Linked DNA regions of Homo sapiens: region 1 is linked to region 2. A link is an interaction called in ENCODE POLR2A ChIA-PET data of the cell type or tissue named here. Cell type or tissue: HCT116. All regions are shown on one strand.

The links. Peaks named below come from ENCODE experiments on the same cell type or tissue, not always from the same donor. Only the 100,000 strongest peaks of a DNase experiment are listed, where the experiment ranks them.
Region 1: POLR2A ChIA-PET joins it to region 2 with 5 read pairs; 3 of 35 experiments call an interaction of 5 or more read pairs at or near these places.

What each region holds. Positions count from the first base shown.
Region 1 is chr15:59,459,019-59,467,018 of GRCh38, forward strand. FAM81A (family with sequence similarity 81 member A) reads left to right here. Exons shown (of 9, transcript NM_152450.3): 3 at 915-1,188. Among named protein-coding and RNA genes, the nearest start is that of FAM81A, 25 kb to the left of the region's middle. In HCT116, no CTCF peak of the experiment used is centred here; no DNase peak of the experiment used is centred here.
Region 2 is chr15:59,264,813-59,272,812 of GRCh38, forward strand. MYO1E (myosin IE) reads right to left here. Exons shown (of 28, transcript NM_004998.4): 2 at 7,494-7,637. Among named protein-coding and RNA genes, the nearest start is that of LDHAL6B, 62 kb to the left of the region's middle. In HCT116, no CTCF peak of the experiment used is centred here; a DNase peak (open chromatin) is centred at 3,596; H3K4me3 peaks cover 1,435 bases; H3K27ac peaks cover 1,935 bases.

The DNA of each region.
Region 1 (8,000 bases), 190 kb after region 2:
CAGGGTCTCACTCTGTTCCCCAGGCTAGAGTGCAGTGGCACAGTCACAGCTCACTGCAGCCTTGACCTCCTGGGCTTAGGTGATCTCCCACCTAGCCTCCTGAGTAGCTGGGACTATAGTTATGTGCCACCATGCCCAGCTAATTTTTAAATAATTTTTTTTGTAGAGATAGGGTCTCGTTGTGTTGCCCAGGCTGATCTTAAACTCCTGGGCTCAAGCAGTCCTCCCACCTCAGCCACCCAAAGTGTTGGGATTACAGGTGTGAGCCACTGTGCTGGCCTTAAATACTTTTTAAATGAATCGTTAACATTTTAAAATCAAGCGATTTCACATACAAGTCGGGATTTGCTAGCTTTTCTTGAGAAATATCAGATCATCTGGAAAAAGGGACCTGAAATCCCTGATGGTCACTCATGGGTGGAGCAGAACTGTGGCTCCCTTTAGCTGGGAAATGCCCTTTCCAGATCTCTAAATCCCTGACACTCCCTATTGCCTCATATGTAGTATGCTTCACTCATTTATGTCGCCTGCCTGACCCACGTAGGCATTGAGTTTGTAACCACTGTTTCAGAGAGGGAGGAGGAGGAGAGCATGTTAGGAGACTTTGTTAATGCACTTGATCTTGATAACATAGATTATATTGGGGAGACATCTCGGTGTACCCAACTCTGCCAGCCTCTTGCTCTTGGAAGTCATGGAGACCGCTTCTAAAACACTGAAGTCTGTGGGCATGATTATTTAAAGATCTTTCCCGGCTTGTGAAGAAAACTTTTTTAGGCAGAAATCCTGCCTCAAACCCTATTTAGCTTGTAGTTATAGATAATTTGTATTTCCAGACTTCTCTGGGAAGTTTTGAATCTGGCTTTAAACATTATTTTTTCCCAATTAACAACCCTCATGGTTCCCTTCTGCAGGCGAGTGAGAACCATGCCCCGACACAGCCAGTCCCTGACCATGGCACCATACTCATCTGTAAGCCTCGTGGAGCAGCTGGAAGACAGGATCCTCTGCCATGAGAAAACCACCGCCGCCCTCGTAGAGCACGCCTTTCGGATTAAAGATGACATTGTCAACAGTTTGCAGAAAATGCAAAACAAAGGGGGAGGTGACCGCTTGGCCAGGCTTTTCTTGGAGGAGCATATCAGAAACATAACTGCCATAGTGAAGCAACTTAATCGGGATATCGAGGTAAGGTTTGTGAAAGTCAGGTGGCCTATGTCCCTTTCCACAGAATTGCTCCATGTCAGGAGGTCACCCACATCTAACTCCTACCTCCCAGGCAGTACTGCATTTAGAACAAAGCTGTCTGTCTTGTCTATTCTTAATGATCGCCAAGGAGACAGCTTGCAGAAATATCCTAATTAAATTTATTCCAGTGTTTGATAACAGTTACTGTTAGTGTTATGTTTAATCTAAATTTACCTTGCTGATTATTAAATGATTTTATTTTGTTTGGCTCTTAATGAAGAGAGAGAAGAACTAGTCGAATAGTTTCACTCTATAATCTTTCATATCTTTGAAGACAGCTATTAAGTCAATTACTAAGGTCAGACTCTGTTGCTTCAGATTAAATGTTTCTAGGTCATAATGATTATATGTAATACAGTTTATTACTCAAACAATTTAGGCATTTGGATTGCTCCTCAGACTCCCCTTTTTACTGCTGTAGTTTTCTTTGAAATGAGACCAATAAAAGGCCAATATTGTCTATTTTTAGAATTGGTAGATTTACTGCTATTTATTGAGCAATCACAGGGACCACACAGTTTAGTTCAGAAAGCTTCAGATCATTTAGGGCTTGGGTTTCCCTCACTACGCAATGTTCATATCTTTCACATGTAATGACTGAATATATGAATACTAATAGATATATGGCTAGATTAAGGAAAACTTTTGCTTCCTGTGATGGAGATTATATCTGAATTATGCTTCCTAAAATTAAACCTCATTTCTTTTTTTTCCATTGTCAGATTTGTATGTATGTATTTATTTTAACCGCTTTATTGAGATATAATGTAAATGTCACAAAAAGTGTAAAATTAAATGATTTTTAGTAAATTTATAAAATTGTGCAACCTCAACACAATTCAATTTTAGGACACTGCCATCACCTTCCCAAAATTCACATAAGCCTGTTTGCAGTCAATTCCTACTTCTACCCCAGCCCAGGCAACCACTCATCTACTTTCTATCTCTAGAAATTGGTCTTTTCCAGACATTTCATATAAATGGAAACCTTACAATATGAGGTCTTTCGCATCTGGCTTCTTTCTTTCCTTTTCTTTCTTTTTGTTTGTTTGTTTGTTTGTTTGTTTTGAATGCAGTTGTGCAATCATGGCTCACTGAAGCCTTGACCTCTCAGGCTCAACCGATCCTCCTGCATCGGCGTCCCAAGTAGCTGGGACTACAGGTGTGCACAATCATGCCCAGCTAATTTTTGTATTTTTAATACTACAAGGTCCATCTATACTATAGTATTTTTTGTAGAGACATCGTCTCACTATGTTGCCCAGACAGGGCTTGAACTCCTGGGCTCAAGCAATCTGTCTGCCTCAGCCTCCCAAAGTGCTGGGATTACAGATGTGAGCCACTGTGCCCAGCCTGGCCTCTCTCATTTAGCATAATCTTTCTGCGGTTCAGACATATCCTAGCATGTATCATATTCCTTTTTATGTCTGAGTAATATTCTATTTTCTGGATATACCACATTCTGTTTAACCATTCATGAACTGATGGGCATTTGGTTTGTTTCCAGTTCTTAGCTTTTATGAGTAAAGCTGCTATGAACATTTGTGACAGGTCTTTGATGTGAAAATATGTCTTTATTTCTCTTGGGTAAATTACTAGGAGTAGAATTGCTGGGTCTTATAGTGAGCTTATGTTTAACTTTTTAAAACATAGCTGGCAGGGCGCGGTGGCTCATGCCTGTAATCCCAGCTCTTAAGGAGGCCGAGGCAGGTGGATCACAAGGTCAGGAGATTGAGACCATCCTGGCTAACACAGTGAAACCCCATCTCTACTAAAAACACAAAAAATTAGCTGGGCGAGGTAGCGGGTGCCTGTAGTCCCAGCTACTCGGGAGGTTGAGGCAGGAGAATGGCGTGAACCTGGGAGCTGCAGCTTGCAGTGAGCCAAGACCATGCCACTGCCCTCCAGCCTGGGCGACAGAGCGAGACTGCATCTCAAAAAAAAAAAAAAAAAACATAGCCAAATAATTTTCCAAAGTGGCTATAACATTTTACAATCCCACAAGCAATGTATGAAGGTCCCAGTTTCTCTACCCCCTCAGCAATACTTGGCATTATCTTTTTTTATTATAGTCATTCTAATGGATGTGTAGTGGTATCTCATTGTGGTTTTAATTTGTATTTTCCTAATGACTAATGATCTTGAACACCTTTTCATATGCTTATTGATCATTTGTATGTCTTTGTTGGTGAAATGTCTATGTAAGTCTTCTACCCATTTTATTAAAGTTAGATTTTCTTCATTGTGGGGAAAAAAGCTACCATTTTAACCATTTTAAGTGTATAATCTAATGACATTAAGTACATTCACAATGTTGGGCAATCATTATTACTGTCTATTTCCAAAAGATTTCCATCATCCCAAAGTGAGACTTTGTTCCCATTAAAAAGTAACTCCCCACTCCACTTTCCCCTCAGCCCCTGGTGACCTCTATTCTATTTTCTGTCCTTATGAATTTGCTTATTCTAGCTACTTCATATAAGTGGAATCAGACAATAATTTGTACTTTTGTGTCTGGCTTTTTTCACTTAGCATAATGTTTTCAAGGTCCATCCATAATGTAGCATGTATCAGAATTCATTTTTATATTGGGTTATTTGTCATATTATTGATAACTTATGAAAGTTTTTATGTAGTTTAGATACAAGTCCCTTATCAGATATGTGATCTACAAATATTTTCTCCCACTCTGTGGCTTATATTTTCGTTTTCCTAATAGTGTCTTTTGAAGTGTGAACATTTTTAGTTTTATTGAAGTCTAATATCAATTTTTTTCTTCAATGGTTTATTCTTTTTGTGTTGCATCTTTACAACTATTTGCTTATTAATTCAAGGTCACAAAGATTTTCTCCTATGTTTAATTCAAGATTCTCAGTTTATACACTTAGGTCTGTGAACCATTTTGAGGTAATTTTTGTATATGGTGTGAGGTAAGGGTCTAAGTTAATTTTTTTTTCATCTCGCTATCTTAGGAAAATCTATCCTTTTCCCATTTGTCCTTTTGTTGAAAATCAATTGAACATAAAATATAACGGTTTATTTCTGGATTCCACTGTTCTGTATGATTTTCTTAATGTCAATGCCACATTGTCTTGATTTCTAGTTTTAGAGTATATTTTTGAAATAAGGTAATGTAAGTTCTCCAACTTGCAACTAATGTAAGTTCTTTTTAAAAGGTAGTTTTGGACTAGTCTATGTCCTTTGCATTTTCGTTTAAATTTTAGGATTAGCTTATCAGTTTATATTAAACAGTGACTTTGATAGAGATTGCTTTGCATGTATAGATTTTAAAAAGGCTGGGTGCAGTGGCTCACACCTGTAATCCCAGCACTTTGGGAGGCAGAGGTAGGAGAATCACTTGAACACAGGAATTTGAGACCAGCCTGAGCAACATAGTGAGACCCTATCTTTCTCTAAAAATAACAATAATAATAATAATAATAAAAAGAAATAATGTATAGATCCATTTGGGGAGAGTTGCCATCTTAATTACTGTGTCTGATTGTTCAAGGAACCAACTTTTGGTTTTATTAATTTTGTCAGTTTTTTTTGTTTTTGTTATTAATTTAAAAATTTTAAAATTGACAGACAATAATTATACATATTCTTGGGGTACCTAGTGATGTTTCAATACATCTAATATGCAGTGACCAGATCAAGGTAATTTTGTGTCGTTTAACAAGTTGCTATATCTCCTTCCCTTCCCCCTACCCATCCCATCCTCTAGTATTCTCTATTCTAATTTTTACTTCTTTGAGATCAACTTTTTTTAGCTTTCACATATGAGTAAGAACATGCAGTGTTTAACTTTCTGTTCCTGGCTTATTTCACATAACATAATGTCCTGCTGTTCTATCCGTGTTGTTGCAAAAGACAGAATTTTGTTCTTTTTTATGGCTGATAGTATTCCATTGTGTATATACACCACATTGTCTTTATCCATTCATCCATTGTTGGACACCTAGGTTTGATTCCATATCTTGGCTATTATGAATAGTGCTGCAATAAACATGGGGGTGAAGATGTCTCTTCAATATACTGATTTCCTTTCCTTTGGATAAATTCCCAGTAGTGGGATTGCTGGATCATATGGTAGTTCTATTTGTAGTTTTTTGAGGAACCTCCATACTTTTCTCCATAGTGGCTGTACTAGTTTACATTCCCGCCAACAGTGTATAAGAGCTCCCTTTTCTCTGTATCCTTGCCAGCATGAGTTACTTTTTGTGTTTTGGTAATAGCAGTTATAACTGGAGTGAGATGATACCTCATTGTGATTTTGATTTGCATTTCCCTGATAATTAGTGATATTGGGCCTTTTTTCATACATTTGTTTGCCATTTGTATGTCTGCTTTTGAGAAATATTTGTTCAAATCATTTACCCATTTAAAAAATTGGATATTTTTTGCTATTGAGTTGTTTGAGTTCCTTCTGTATTCTGGATATTAATCCCCTATTGGATGAGTAGTTTGCAGGTATTTTTCTCCCATCCTGTAGATTGTCTTTTCACTTTGTGGATTGCTTCCTTTATTGTGCAGAAGCGTTTTTGTTTGATATAATCCATTTGTTTATTTTTGCTTTTGTTGTCTGTGCTTTTGAGGTCTTATTAATAAAATCTTCTCCTAGACCAGTGTCCTGAAGTGTTTCCCCTATGTTTTCTTCTAGTAGTTTTATCATGTTGGGCCTTACATTTAGGTCTTTTGTCCATTTGGAGTTTATTTTTGTATTGGGTGAGAGGTGGGGGCCTAGTTTAATTCTTTTGCATATGGATGTCCAGCTTTCCCAGCACCATTTATTGAAGATTTGTCTTTCCCTCAATGAGTATTCTTGGCACCTTTGTCCAAAATCAGATGGCTGTAGATACGTGGATTAATTTCTAGGTTCTCTTTTCTGTTCCATTGTTCTATGTGTCTATTTTTATGCCAGTACCATGCTGTTTTGGTTACTACAGCTATGTAGTATATTTTGAGGTCTGGTAGTGTGATGCCTCTGGCTTTGTTCTTATTTATTTATTTACTTATTTATTGAGATACAGTCTCACTCTTTTGCCCAGGCTAGAGTGCAGTGGCGTGATATTGGCTCACGGCAACCTCAGCCTCCCAGGTTCAAGTGTTTCTCCTGCCTCAGCCTCCTGAGTAGCTGAGATTACAGGCACATGTCATCATGCCAGGCTAATTTTTGTATTTTTAGTAGAGACAGGGTTTCACCATGTTGGCTAGGCTGGTCTCCAACTCCTGACCTCAGGTGATCCGCCCATCTCGGCCTCCCAAAGTGCTGGGATTACGGGCATGAGCCATTGCGCCTGGCCCTAGTTTTGTTCTTGCCCAGGGTTGCTTTGTCTATTCGCGGTCTTTTGTGGTTCCATACAAATTTTAGGGTTTTTGGTTGAGTGCAGAGAACATCCTTTTTGTTTTCTTTCCTTTTCTTTTCTTTTTTCTTTTTAAATTATACTGTAAGTTTTAGGGTACATGCGCACAACGTGCAGGTTTGATACATAGTTATACATGTGCCATGTTGGTTTGCTGCACCCATCAACTCATCATTTACATTAGATATTTCTCCTAATGCTATCCCGCCCCCAGCCCCCCGTCCGCTGACAGACCCCGGTGTGTGATGTTCCCTGCCATGTGTCCAAGTGATCTCATTGTTCAGTTCCCACCTGTGAATGAGAACATGCGGTGTTTGGTTTTCTGTCCTTGTGATAGTTTGCTGAGAAAGTTTGCTGAGAATGATGGTTTCCAGCCTGATCCGTGTCCCTGCAAAGGACATGAACTCATCCTTTTTTATAGCTGCATAGTATTTCATGGTGTATATGTGCCACATTTTCTTAATCCAGTCTATCACTGATGGACATTTGGGTTGGTTCCAAGTCTTTGCTATTCTGAATAGTGCTGCAATAAACATACATGTGCATGATTTATAGTAGTATGATTTGCAATCCTTTGGGTATATACCCAGTAATGGGATTGCTGGGTCAAATGGTAATTCTAGTTCTAGATCCCTGAGGAATCGCCACACTGTCTTCCACAATGGTTAAACTAATTTACACTCCCACCAACAGTGTAAAAGCGTTCCTATTTCTCCACATCCTTGCTAGCATCTGTTGTTTCCTGACTTTTTAATGATTGCCATTCTAACTGGCGTGAGATGGTATCTCTTTGCGGTTTTGATTTGCACTTCTGTGATGACCAGTGATGATGAGCATTTTTTCATGTGTCTGTTGGCTGCATAGACGTCTTCTTTTGAGATGTGTCTGTTCATTTCCTTTGCCCACTTTTTGATGGGGTTGTTTGTTTTTTTCTTGTAAATTTGTTTGAGTTCTTTGTAGATTCTGGATGTTAGCCCTTTGTCAGATGGGTAGATTGCAAAAATTTTCTCCCATTCTGTAGGTTGCCTGTTCACTCTGATGGTAGTTTCTTTTGCTGTGCAGAAGCTCTTTAGTTTAATTAGATCCCATTTGTCTATTTTGGCTTTTATTGCCATTGCTTTTGGTGTTTTAGGCATGAAGTCCTTGCCCATGCCTATGTCCTGAATGGTACTGCCTAGGTTTCTTCTAGGGTTTTTAGGGTTTTTAGGTCTAACATTTAAGTCTTTAATCCATCTTGAATTAGTTTTTGTATAAGGTGTAAGGAAGGGATCCAGTTTCAGCTTTCTGCATATGGCTAGCCAGTTTTCCCAGCACCATTTATTAAATAGGGCGTCCTTTCCCCATTTCTTGTTTTTGTCAGGTTTGTCAAAGATCAGATGGTTGTAG
Region 2 (8,000 bases):
GAGTTCGAAACCAGCCTGGGCAATCTAGTGAGACCTCATCTCTACAAAAAATTTTTTTAAAATTAGCCAAGCATGTTGGTTGGTACGTGCCTGTAGTTCCTGCTGAGGTGGGAGGATTGCTTAAGCCAAGCAGGTCGAGGTTGCAGTGAGCCATGATCATGCCACTGCACTCCAGCCTGGGCAACAGAGCCAGACCCTGGCTCCCAAAAAAGAAAACAAACAAACAATTAATGAATGAAGTAATAATGATTCTTATGGTAAACCCAATTTTAAAGAAACACAGCACTGCTAGAACCATCTTCACTTCAGAAGAGGAAGATGTTTATTTCATGTCTACATCTATCCCCAGGGAAAAACAAACAGGCAAATAAGCTCCTTCCATGGAGGAGGGTACTTGTTCCCTTAGTTGTAAAGGGAATGTGGTTACTGCCGCCTTGTCCTAGACAAATTGATCACTGCACACAAAGAATAAAGGGCTGCCCTCAGGACAACAGACAAAGGTACCACCTCCCCACCAATCCCTTGGTTACTCAATAAATATGAATTCAGTTGCATATGAGCTCCTAAAGTGACCAACATTTTAAAAACTGTTAATTTGCTATATAAAGAGATATCTCATTAAGTCTTGATTTTTCACCAAGTAGATTACATAAATTCTGATTAGGGCCTGGTTAAGGAGATATTCAGGAAAAAAAACAAAAACAAAAATTTATTTTGGACTATTCTAGGCCAATCGTGAATCAATGACTCAGGTCAGAATGAAATGAAGAGGGAAATTTGTACCTGCTCCCTAAATTTATCAGTAGGGTTCTTGGGGATAATACTATTTGGGAAGACACCTAAAAAATAAAGTTTGGTTTAAAATGGCTGTTTCTGGTTGGGTGCTATAATCACAACACTGTGGGAGGACAAGTGGGATGATTGCTTGAGTCCAGGAGTTCGAGACCAGCCTGGGCAATATACTGAGACCCCATCTCCTTAAAAAAAAAAAAAAAAAAAAAAAAAATTGCCAGGCATGGTGGTCTTCACATGTAGTCCCAGCTACTTGGGAGGCTGAGGTGGGAGGATCACTTAGGCCTGGGAAGGCAAGGCTGCAGCGAACTGTGATCACACCATTGCTCTCCAGCTTAGGTGACAGAGCAAATAAAATAAAATAAAAAATTTAAAAAAAAGTCTCAAAAAATAAAATGGCTGTTTCTACAGAAAAACTAAGGAGAATTTAATTGATTTAAAGAAAATAAACATATCGTAGTTATTTCCGGTGAGAGTTTGGAATAATTGTTTATCTAAACAATTCTCACCTTTTCCACCTTGCTATGTCTGCAGAGACCTTAGCTATTTTCCGGACACCTGTGCTCTCCTGCTGCTTTGGGAACTCCAGGTAATTCCAACAATGCTCACTCCCACTCCTGTTGCATAATTCAGGTGTGCCTCTGGGAAAAGCCGTTCGGATCATTGTCTTTACCCACATAATCCTTGGTGGTGAAGGTGTGGCCTAAGGTTAATTTTCAAACTGCATAAAGATATGAAGCTATGATACCAAAAAACAGAAGGAAAAAAATGCCAATTATTTAAAAGACTCTGGGAGACAGAAGAAACCCAAGATATCTTTAACTGATGGGTTCCCAAATGCCTGCCCGTGGATCTATCAGTTTTCATTGACCTGCAGCAAGAATGACAAAAAAACAAACAATGCACTGAATTTTTCATAAAGCTTAATTTATTCAAAATAAAGAAACTGTCCTTTATTCTTAGATTATGTCCTTCCTACGTTTTTGGTGTAAAAATATTTTCTTTTATGAAATGTGATGGCAGTACAACTTTCAAATTTTGTTTTTTGTTTTGCTGTTCTTTTTTTTTTTTTTTTTGAGACGGAGTCTCAGTCTGTCACCCGGATGGAGTGCAGTGGTGTGATATTGGCTCATTGCAAGCTCCGCCTCCCAGGTTCACACCATTCTCCTGCCTCAGCCTGCGGAGTAGCTGGGACTACAGGCACCCGCCACCACGCCCGGCTAATTTTTTACATTTTTAGTAGAGACGGAGTTTCACCTTGTTAGCCAGGATGATCTCGATCTCCTGACCTTGTGATCCGCCCGCCTTGGCCTCCCAAAGTGCTAGGATTACAGGCGTGAGCCACCGTGCCCAGCCTCAAATGTTTGTTTTTAATAGTCTTATTAGGCAATGCTAAGAGTTGAACTTTTAAAATCTTTTTTTTTTTTTTTTTTTTTTTTTGAGGTGGAGTCTTGCTCTGTCACCAGGCCGGAGTGCAGTGGTGCAATCTCGGCTCACTGCAACCTCCGCCTCCCGGGTTCAAGCAATTCTCCTGCCTCAGCCTCCCGAGTAGCCGGGACTACAGGCATGCGCCACTACGCCCGGCTAATTTTTGTATTTATAGTAGAGACGGGGTTTTCACCATGTTGGCCAAGATGGTCTCAATCTCCTGACCTCATGATCCACCTGCCTCAGCCTCCCAAAGTGCTGGGATTACAGGCATGAGCCACTGTGCCCAGCCGGTTAAAATCTATTTGAATAGTCAGTGAATTTCCCAAAACCACCTACGCTGGTCGAGTGGACTTCCTTGGGTTCATCCCTGAGGTGGCACAGGGAGGTGAGTTGACTTCCCCAGAGTCACGTGGAGAGTGGGTGGCCTGGAACTCGAAGCTTTGGCTCCAGCCCGGCATCTGTCTTGCTATATAGCATGCTGCCCCTCCAGTGAACTGGATGCCAAGGGCCAGACCTCACTCGGAACAACTACGCTGCTTTGAAATCTAGTGGGTCTGGCACGAAAATCTGGACTCCTAATTCAAGGATTAAAAATGCCAAACACACCTGAGTGTGGTCTTTGAGTAAAAACAAGTTTGGAGAAAGTTGGACCGAATGAGCACAGAGTGCTTTGCGCAGGAACTCTTTTCGTCGGCCAAGTGGTCAGAAGTGCTCTCTCCCTATGCACAATAGACAACACTGTAATGTTTTCCTCATAGATCTTACAATGTAATTGTAAAAAGTGTGGCAACATTGATGACAAACAGATGGCAAATTAAACCTTGTCATAGGACAAATAACTCAAAAATAGGGAGTTTTATTGGTAAACGATGTCAGCATTTTCTAAGTGGATTTTTTTTTCCTAATGTAGAAGAAATGTGCATTCAGCCTGAATGCATTAACAATCGATCGCCCCAAATGCTGACTTTCAACACAAGACAATGTGCAGGAATTAGATATAGAAGGGATAAAGTGAGCAATTTTATAACTCAATGTGAAATCAAGTCTCTTCTCGTCTTAACAATTAAACATAGGAGAGGAAAAAACCCAACTCTTACTTACAGTAATGCCATTCTATTATAATATTCCCTTAACATTGAAGTGTTAAAGGATGCTTTTACCACTTAGCAGAGGAAGACTTGCAGCAGAGCCCCTGTATTATTTCACAAACATCCATCAAGCTCCCTCAAAGCTGAAAGCTACTCTGTGCTAATGATAGAAAGCACATTTATGCTGGGCTTCCCATATATTCAGTGGGTAGAGATTTCTAAAACATAAAGTCATTAGTGGTCAAGTAACTCATTTCCTTGGTAGAACACACGATTAGTCAGTCATCGATTCAAAGGCATTAATTCAAAGGCGCATAAACAGCCCTCTCTGTGTGAGTCATTTAAAAATTCTGTTGTCTGAATTTAAAAAGCAAGTCTTAACAGTCAACAAATTGTCAATGAATACTTAATACAATGCACCATGCCAAAAATTATGCAGAAAACCAAGAAATACATGAGGCAGGATGATGCCATTTTTGTTAAAATTAACAAGAAAGCACACATATATGCATGGCCATATGTGGTTAAACTGAAAGCTCTACACCAAGAGATTAATAAGAACTAACCTTTGGTGATGGGTTCTGGGTGACTTTGGTATTTTTTTTTTTTTTTTTTTTTGCTTCACTGCATGGTATGAGCCATGTTAAATGAACCTACATTGCTCTAAAGGGTTTTTATATGCTGCTTTTTGAAGAAGATATATAAGACATAGTCCCTGCTTCTGGTGTTTTGGGAGTAAACAATCGTGATTGGGAGGAGTGAGGCCGCCTGGAGTTATGAAGGACTGACTACGGACATCATTTGTTTGTTTTTATACTCAGCTTACCAAAAAACCGTATTTCCATCTTTATAATGCAGTAAGTCCAGCCCACATTCCAAGAACATTTCAAAATATAATTTGTACAACTACTACATTCAGCGGAAATGAAGACTTCTATGGGCTTGTCAATACTCCATTTATAACGGTTTCTGTGGCAAAATGCATTTTAATTTCCAATAAACAAGTTTACAGTGGAATTTTTGGAAAATAACTCGGAAATATGGGAAGCACTTACACACCTGCATGGTAATAATGACTCATACTTACTGTTTACTTGCTGCATTCTTTATTTGGTTTCACCCTACAACAGCCTTATGTGGGAGATTTTATTATTACTCCCATTTTACAGGTACGGAAAGCAAGGCACAGAGGTCACAAAACGTTTCGGTCACCAAATCTATGCAGAGCAAGGTTTGAAGCCAGACAGTCCAGATCCACATCCTGCCACCCAGCTCCTTCTAATCAATTAACTGCCAGTTTTCATGTGCTGTGGGTGCTGCACGTAAAAGTGATTAACATTTTTTGACGGTGTTAAGTCCGGATAAAGTAAGCATATTTCAGTATTTTGACCAAATAAAATAAAAACCTGCAACTGAACATAACTGTTTTTGTACAATTCAATTAAATGAAGCTGCTGGGCGCAGTGGCTCACGCCTGTAATCCCAGCACTTTGGGAGGCTGAGGTGGACAGATCATGAGGTGAAGAGATTGAGACCATCCCGGCCAACATGGTGAATGAAACCCCACCTCTACTAAAAATACAAAAATTAGCTGGGCGTGGTGGTGCACACCTGTAGTCCCAGCTACTCGGGAGGCTGAGGAAGGAGTGAATCTGGGAGGCGAAGGTTGCAGTGAGCCAAGATTTCGCCAACTGCACTTCAGCCTGGCGAGAGAGCAAGACTCCATCTCAAAAAAAAAAAAGGAAGCCCTGCACAGGTATCTGGAGCAGAAGTCAGCAAATTTTTTTCTGCAAAGGGCCAGAAAGTAAATATTTGAGACTTTGCAGAGAGTCTGTTACAACTACTTAGCTCTGCCACCATAGTGTGAAAACAACCCTAAACAATAACTAAACAAATGAGCATGGCTGTGTTCCAACAAAACTGCTGTCCAAAAAATGGTGGTAAGTAAGATTTTGTCTGTCAGCCATAGGTCACCACCCTGATCCAGAAGTTATATAAGTAAATAATAACGTAATGTATATTTCAAAATTGTGGAGTATAGATTTTAAATGTTTGCACCACACACAATAAGTATGTGAAGTGATGGATATGTTAATTAGCTTGATTTTATTATTCCAAAATGTATATACATATTAAAACATCACATTGCCAGGCGCAGTGGCTCATACGTGTAGTCCTAGCACTTTGGAAGGCCGAGGCAGGTGGGTTGCTTGAGCTCAAGAGTTTGAGACCAGCCTGGGCAACATGGTGAAACCCTACCTCTACAAAAAATCAGCCAGGCATCGTGGTGTCTGCCTGTAGTCCAGCTACTTGGGAGGCTGAGGTGGGAAGATCACCTGAGCCGGGGAGGCGGAGGTTGCAGTGAGCTGGGATCGTGCCACTGCACTCCAGCCTGGGTGACAGAGGGAGACCCTGTCTTAAAAAAAAAAAAAAAAAGAAAAGAAAAAAGAAAAAAAAATCACATTATATCCCACAACTATATACAATTACTATTTGTCATTTAAAAATACAATAAATTCACTTTTTTTTTTTGGAGACAGAGTCTTGCTCTGTCACCCAGGCTGAAGTGCAGTGGTGCGATTTTGGCTTGCTGCAATCTCTGCCTCCCAAACTTAAGCAATTCTCCTGCCTCAACCTCCCAAGTTACAAGTTATGCCTTGTAACTGGGATTACAAGGCATATGCCACCATACCCCGCTAATTTTGCATTTTTAGTAGAGGTAGGGTTTCACCATGTTGGCCAGCCTGGTCTCAAACTCCTGACCTCAAGTGATCCACCCGCCTCTGCCTCCCAAAGTGCTATAAAAAGAAAATAAATGTTTTAAATGATGCAATTATAATGTAGCCAATAAATCCAACTATATCTGTTAATCCTTGAAAACAGAGGTTCAGAGGTTTAACTACAGATATTGGTAAAATTCCCTTATAGTAAATAAGAAACAGCAGAGTACTGGTCAGAATGGTCCAAATGCCTTGGAATAATGCTGTTAATTATTTAACAGTATTGTTTGTTAAATACCTGATAAGTTGAACCCGACCCCCCACGACTTACCAGTGATGGGATAGGCAGCCGCTGCAAAAGTTATTACTGCAAAGGTTCCCGTGCTTTTAGCTAATAGTCAAAAAACCAGTTTAAGTAATCATAATAAGCCACTGATGTGAAAACTATTCTTCCCCAAGCTTTTTGGGTAAAAATCTAAGATGTATATTACATCAGAAGCAAAGACTCCACTTTTTAATAAGTCATCCATGATACCATACTTTCAGAAGGCACTATTGGCATCAAAGTTAAACTTTTTGGTACTATTATATAGATTTGACACAGAGTTTTGCATGTCCATGACTAACTCTCACAATAGTTCCACCAGGATATCTTTACATAGTTGCATCAAACAAAATTCCTATAGAACTTAAGCAAATATCACAGTTCCCTGTTGATAATGAAGTCAACCCATATTTGAATCAAATTTCCATTCTGCATTTTTTAAAGCCCCATAAAAAATGGCATCCGGCAAGCTAAAATTGAAACATAAAGAACAACTGAAGAACGTCAAGCATTTTCAATAGTCCATCTTCACTTCTCACATTTCCTTTAGTAAACATTAAAATGCAGAAAAACTGGCAACATTTTTAAGTCTTTTAAGTGCAGACTCAAATGTCTCTGCTTTGCAGTCAGGATGCATTATTGATAGAACTCTTTGCAAACCAGGACTTCCTCTAGGAAGAGCAGAGGTTTCAGATACCACGTGCATGACTAGAGCATGTCAAAGGGACGATATTATAGATTAAAGTAGATGAATACTGGCTGCATCTTTACTTTGTGAAATGCCAGGAGAATAACCGGGCATCATCTTTGCCCTTTGCACAGCCTGAACCAAGTGATATAAACATACAAAACCTCATTCTGAAACGGTGAAAACAATGTGAGCACACAGCATCTGTTCGGACTTTCAGATAGCTCTTCTCAAGCCAGGAATAAAGCCACAAGTTCAGTTTTTATTTTTATTTTTTATAATAGAGATGGGGTCTCCCTGTGTTGCCAGGATGGTCTGGAACTCCTGCCTTAGCCTTCCAAAGTGCTGGGATTACACACGTGAGCCACTGCACCCAGCATAAAGCCACAATTTAACTGTGGACACTGTAATATCACTTAGAAATGTCCAAAGCAGCCAATAAAGGATACAAAAATGTAGTCATCCATGTATCTCTTCTTCAGATTCTCCACGATGGAGTTCTCTGTGATCTTGGACAGTAGCACCATGTCGTCCACACCACTGTGCTTGACATTGTGGCTTTGCCAGTGGTACTGGTAGACACCTTTGCTTCCCTGGGAACATAAAACATACAATTACTAGGATAGTTTGTTTTCCCCTGTAGTAACAAAGACAAAATGCTGTTAATTTCCCAAATATTCTTAAAATAAAATGTAGCAGAAAGAGCAGTGCAGAGAAAGATTCTGCAATCAATAAGATGAGGATTCAAGTTCCAGCTTTGCTACCTACAGACTAAGTTAAGTGGGGAAAAGCTACCTAAGCTCATGTGTCCCTGAAGTGACACAAAGTGACTTCTCTTTTCTCATTTGTAAAATGGGAGACAGACCCATTTCACAACGCTGCTGTAAGGATTAAATAAAATAATATGTGTGAAGTGCTAAACAGTGTCAGGAATACAGCACAACACACGGTTGACA